Linked DNA regions of Homo sapiens: region 1 is linked to region 2. The links are chromatin loops, found by intact Hi-C in ENCODE. Cell type or tissue: PC-3. All regions are shown on one strand. Each heading gives the region's core, and the rest is flanking DNA. Links, peaks and the distances in the headings are about the cores only. Region 1 has its middle 61 kb from the start of MIR4636. Region 2 has its middle 69 kb from the start of LINC02199.

The links. Peaks named below come from ENCODE experiments on the same cell type or tissue, not always from the same donor. Only the 100,000 strongest peaks of a DNase experiment are listed, where the experiment ranks them.
Region 1: it touches region 2 in a loop (2.2-fold over the local background); 2 of 110 quality-filtered maps call a loop at or near these places.

The regions. Positions count from the first base shown.
Region 1 is chr5:8,991,411-8,994,339 of GRCh38, reverse strand. No RefSeq gene overlaps it. Among named protein-coding and RNA genes, the nearest start is that of MIR4636, 61 kb to the left of the region's middle. In PC-3, for the core only: CTCF peaks have their summits at 888 and 1,099; a DNase peak (open chromatin) is centred at 1,109.
Region 2 is chr5:8,906,889-8,909,817 of GRCh38, reverse strand. No RefSeq gene overlaps it. Among named protein-coding and RNA genes, the nearest start is that of LINC02199, 69 kb to the right of the region's middle. In PC-3, for the core only: a CTCF peak has its summit at 1,565; DNase peaks (open chromatin) are centred at 1,537 and 2,477; H3K4me3 peaks cover 800 bases; H3K27ac peaks cover 1,421 bases.

The sequences.
Region 1 (2,929 bases), core at 100-2,599, 85 kb before region 2:
CATGACATGTGGGGATTATGGGAGCTACAAGTCAAGATGAGATTTGGGTGGGGACTTAGTCAAACCATATAAAAAAGATACCGTTAATAAAATGAAAAAGTCACCAAAATTCTGGGAGAAAATATTTGAAAAATAAACCTAATAAATAATTTGTATCTGGAATATATAAAACACACTTAAAATTAAATAATGCAGCACAGAATATGACACAATATTTGAACATGCACCGTATCAAGGAAGAATTACAGATGTAAATAAGTACATATAAATGAAGGACATTATTATTAGTGAAGTGTAAATTTAAACCTTACTAAGGTATCACTACATACACACTATAATGGCCAAAATTATAAACACTGAGAGGACTATACAATGAAGAGAATTTGGAGCAAGGATAACTCTTATACAAAGCTAGTGATAATACAAAATGAAATAGCCTTATTGAAAAATTGTCAGCAATTTCTTATAAAGACAAACTTTTTTTAATATAACCTAGCAATCCTTCCTAGATATGTACTCAAAGAGAAATGAGAACATCTGTCCAAAGATTTGTATGCAAAATTTGTGTAGCACACAGATTCATAATAGCAAAAGAATAAAAATAGCCCAAAAGTCTATCAACTAGTGAATGAATAAACAAGTTGTGGTATATTCATCTAATGGAATACAGTCTAGCAATAAAAAGGAATAAACTACTGATACACCCAACAGAAATGAATCTCAAGAGCATTAAATAAGTAAAATAAGTCCAGCATACCCCCAAAAAACACATGGTTTGTGACTGCATTTATATGAAATTCTGGAAAAGGCACAATTTTAGTAATAGGAAGAAGATTTGGCATTACCTGGGTCTGGGGATGGAAGTATGAACAAATCCTCTACAAGGACATTAGACAGAAATTTGAGTAAGGGAAATAAATGTTGTGGTTACATGATTGTATACATTTGTCAAATTTATGCAATTTTACCTTTAACATGTATGTTGTGTTACTTAGACATTTCAGTAATGCTGATAGGAAACAAAAATAGTCTAGAAGTGATAAAATATTGTGGACCAGGCAGAGACAAATGTAAAACTCTTTCACTATAAAGTCTTCACCACTAGGGGCAAAGTGTGCCTTCCTTAAACAGCTCCCAAGTCAGGTAAGAAACAAATAGAAGCACACAAGAGAACATCCCTCCTTAACCTTCTTGAGAGACATCCAGAAACTGCCACCAGTTGATTAACTTTTGGGTTTTATCTATTTTGGAACTGTTTCAAAGCTTGCAAAAAATTTTTAAAATAAATATTTTAGAGATGTTTAAAAAGAGAAGAAAAGGCGGAACCCAAAAGGCAAGAATATGACATAAGTCCCAAAGAAAAGGAAAATTTAGAAAAAAACATAAAAATTCTGAAAAAAACTATAATCCTTGAAAAATATCTCACAAAATAGGTAAATGGTAAATTACATATTGCTAACAGGAAAATAGTAATTCAAAGTTAGAAATGAGGAAATAAGCCAAAATACATCACATATATCCTATATCAAACAAGAATTAAGAGCCATGACAAAGAGAAATTATATAATAAACACCTAGGGCTAAAACTGAGAATAGATAAATATGTTAAGAAGCAATATTTAAACACTCTGTTGGATACCAGCTTATACTCTCTTGCCTATACTTAATGCTATTGATTAAAGAAAAGGATTAGAGACTTGAAAAAGGAGAAAAATATTTAGGGGAAAAATCCAGAATACGTTTCAATGTTCCAGAGTATTGGGTAAAATAAATAAAACAAATACAAATTCTTTTAACACTTATTTGTCAAAGAAAGTTTACTGTCGTCAAAGATTGCTGTTTCCCCATTTGTGAATTAGAATTGTTTCTGGAAAATGGCTACCCAGGAAATTTATTTTCTTATCCTAGCATCTTTAGGTGGGGCCAGATAACTAATTCTGGCCAATATAATGTGAGCATTGGAAAACAATGCACGTTACTTCTGGTGTGAGCCTTTCAGCCTTTGCTCATGTGTTGGTTGGAGACGTCCAGAGAGTCTTGGAGACCACATGTTGACTAAGACATTGACACTGCCAAGAGGAGACCCCCCAAAATTCAACCTAATTATTTTGAGATTCATTTGTGCTGTTGCTGCATCAGTAATTCATTTACCCCTCATTGACCTGAAAGGGTATGTGGGCACAATGACCAGACTTTTATGGTGCTTATGCCATTATGCAATTTTGGGTCTCTTTGCTAAATCAGTTAGCTTACTGTTACTAAAACAGAAGTTAAAATGCTTTGATAATTCTATAACAACATACTTTCCATGTTAGAAATGTAATCACTTTGATCTTTTAAAAAGTTAACTGTAATAATTTTCAAGACTATTGTTTATTTAGTAAGTCCCTTCTGCTGTATCACCAAGGATCAATGATGTTAGAAATGGGTACTGTTCATATGATGAAGACCTTGAATGTTCACAATATGTGTTTTTCCAAAGAATCGAAGTACTTTACTAGAAAATAGATGTTATTTTCTTGAAGAGATAGATTCTGTGTTACGGTTTTTTTCATTTTTCAAGGTCACAGAGTCTATAAAGAATTCCAGTAAGTCACATGAAAAAAATATGATGAAGCTGAAGTTCTCCAGCTTCATTCCTATCCACAGAATCCAAACTAGCAACTATCCAGAAGTATGATTACCAATCCGAATATTCTTAAATCAGGAGCAAGGTTGTGATACTCTCTTGAACCTCAAAGCTGAAAAAAAAACACAATCAGATGGTAATGGAGATGACTCTCTTTGATTGCAGTGCCCTTCCTCCAAGCACCACAAGTGGGGTATTTTACTGAGCTTATAGTTCCTACAGTGAAAAAAGTGAGTTAGAGGTGGACATCCAGTTTCCCCACCATTCTGAGACTCTATGCAGGAGGTTTGCTTTTATTTT
Region 2 (2,929 bases), core at 185-2,684:
TCCTGGATGGTAGAGAATGTCCTAGCAACCAAAACATGGTACTTTTTGGTACCACTTCATTTAGCCAGGTCCACCACTCCTCCCTGTTGCTGAGCTCTGCCTTTCTTTCCCCAAAATATCCTAATGACTAAATAAGACATGCATGTAAAATCCTTAGCACGATGCCTGGCAAACGCTAAGTACACAATTTTTGTGCACTATTACTGCCTCATTTTTGTGAAGATGTAAAGGTTACTGTTCTTATCTCTCCATGGAGTTGGCACAATTTCTGTGTGATGTCTACAGAAGGGGTTTTATGTTTTCTGTGTCATAACTTCGCCACCCTGGACATATCTTTATCTACTCTTCCTGTTACCTGGTATCACACACCTTAGATTAATATTTAAGTATAAGTACATATGCTTAATGTCACACATCTGACATATTGTGTTCAGAATTTATATTAAGCTATAAATATCACCTCTGAGAAATCACAGTATTCTGAAAATCTATTAAAACATTCACATCATAATATCCAAATTGTGTAGTATTTGTTTTTCCCAGTTATGAAAAGTGTTCCTCAATGCATGCAACTGAGATACATTTAAATCAAAAATTCAATCATAAATATTTAATAATAACAATACATGGATGAAACAATTGCTTGTCCATTTGGATTTGTAAACCATTTTGAGGAATACCATCTAATGAGGATCTATACTTTAATTGCATCTTACTAAACCAGGACTTCTGAACTCGGCTGAGTTACAAATCATTATACTCTTGTTTTGAAAGACTTTCATTGCTGCCAACAAATCCTTGTCATAAATAAGATAAACTAGAAAGTAAATTTTTCCAGGACAACATCCTCTTATGACATTCAGAATAGATTTAGTTGTTTTATGATAAATGTTGAAGTAAATACCATTAAATAGTCCAGTTTTCTGTAGTTTCAAATTCACTACATGAATATTTCTTTTGTTCCTTTTCAACAATGAAACAGAATCCCTGCAGTAGAGTCATGCACTAGTACTGAACAAGAAATGTTTTGGCAAAGACGAAGGCATGCTATATGATGGAGAATATAGTATTTTACCAGGTGAATGGCTTTGCTGAGAGGTCAGTTCATCAAACTTCCACTCCAGTGGGCCACCTGTCAAGTCATTCTGAGCTACAGAAGTTGGGCATCCCTTAGCTGGTTCAGATGCCTCCGGTGGTTCCACGTCACTGGAGAGAAGAGTGCTAAAGCTCTGGATAGGAAGAAGGACAGGCCCCTTTGTATGTTCCAACTAAGGAGATACTCTCCTCAAGCACAAGCTTTGTGGCTCCAAGGAGTGACAAACCCATATCCCCTCTTTCATCTCATGCCCAGGTGACCAGGTGCCTGGAGGTGGGCTGGTCTCCTTTTTGCCAAAGACATGCAGGATGTTCCAAAAGATCCAGTCTAAACCCAGCCAACCATGAGTCATGTGCACTCTCTCTGTGACACTGGGAAAGTCACCTATCCTTCTCAATTTCTTTCTTACAGAGGAAAAATATCTCCACTTTAGAGTTGTTGGGGTGGACTCTCTGCTGCCCCCGGTGGAGAGAAGCTGAACTGCTCCTATGTCTCCCTCACTCTTGTGCCAACCCTAAGGAGGCGCTAAGAAGTCTGGAGCTCTAAAAAGCGCTCACAGAAAACAAAGAAATAAAACTGCAAGCTTTTCCATGGAGATGCTCCTTTTGACGTTTCCAGACCTAGCACAGGGCATCCTGCATACTTCCACTACCTGTAGTCACGGGACCTGTGTCCAGGGAGGCACCGAGGGAAGAGAACACAGAGATGAAGGATTCCAACAACTTTTTCCCTGAATTATCATTTAATTCTTACTTCTGTTCTGTGATGGCTGGTCCCATCATCCTCATTCCATAGATGAGGAAATAGAGGTTAAAGAATTCTTCACCTCCCCAGCGACTTCTCTACTGAGGAGAGAGCAATGAGTTACAGAGAGGAACAGTGCTGCTTTGCTGTGGGGTCTCCCCAACTCCTTTCTCATGTCCCCTGGTCATGGCAGGTAAATGGGAGAGAAACCCACAGCCATGGCACTCCTGTCACCACGGTACCCCATGCAGGGAAAGCCAAGTGGCTACAGGTCGCCCGGAGTAGTAGGAGGAGTAAATAATCTGATATCAAGTGCTTTCTTATAGTCTGTTAAACAATTGTTGAATCTATGTTTTCCAGCAGAAGTACGTGCTTTTAAGCCGTGGTTTTTCCAGGAAGTGCTGACATTAACGTATATGACTATGTGTTTTATTCTTACACACAAACACACATAGCAATATCGATCTATTAATAATTGAAGGAGATTTGAAAAAAAAAGTCCAGATTCCATCCTACTGTCCAGTTTGATTTAAATGTGAATTCCAAAAAGCTAACATCATAACCAGACTAAAATAATAACCTCTTGCTTTATGTAAACTTTGAACAGATGACACATTGAATACCTGTGACTCAGAAATTTTTAATTTAAACTCTATGTTGTAAATTCAGCTTCCTAATAGGCCTTTGTGCCTCTACAGTGGTTTAAGGTGACTCACATCTTTCCCATAAATTATTTCAATTCAAACTCTCAAAAAATTCATTAAGTAGTGAAGGTAGGTGTTCGGTTTGTGTTGCTTTAAATAAAGACACTGAGGTTTTGGGAGGAAAATGTGGCCGTAACTTTTCATGCTGAATTTAGAGTCCAGGTTAACATATTTTCTACTAAAGCATGATGTATAGATGAGATAATCTGACTGAAATTAAGATTAGGCAGTTTGCTCTTTAAGTTTAATAGTTACAAGTTTTGTAGTTCACTAGAGGAATCGTGTCACTAATAAAAATATAAATTGAAAGAAATCAAATTGTATCATATAAAATATTTAAAATATAATTACTACTTTCAGTCTCTATTGTTTTGGGAACCCATTT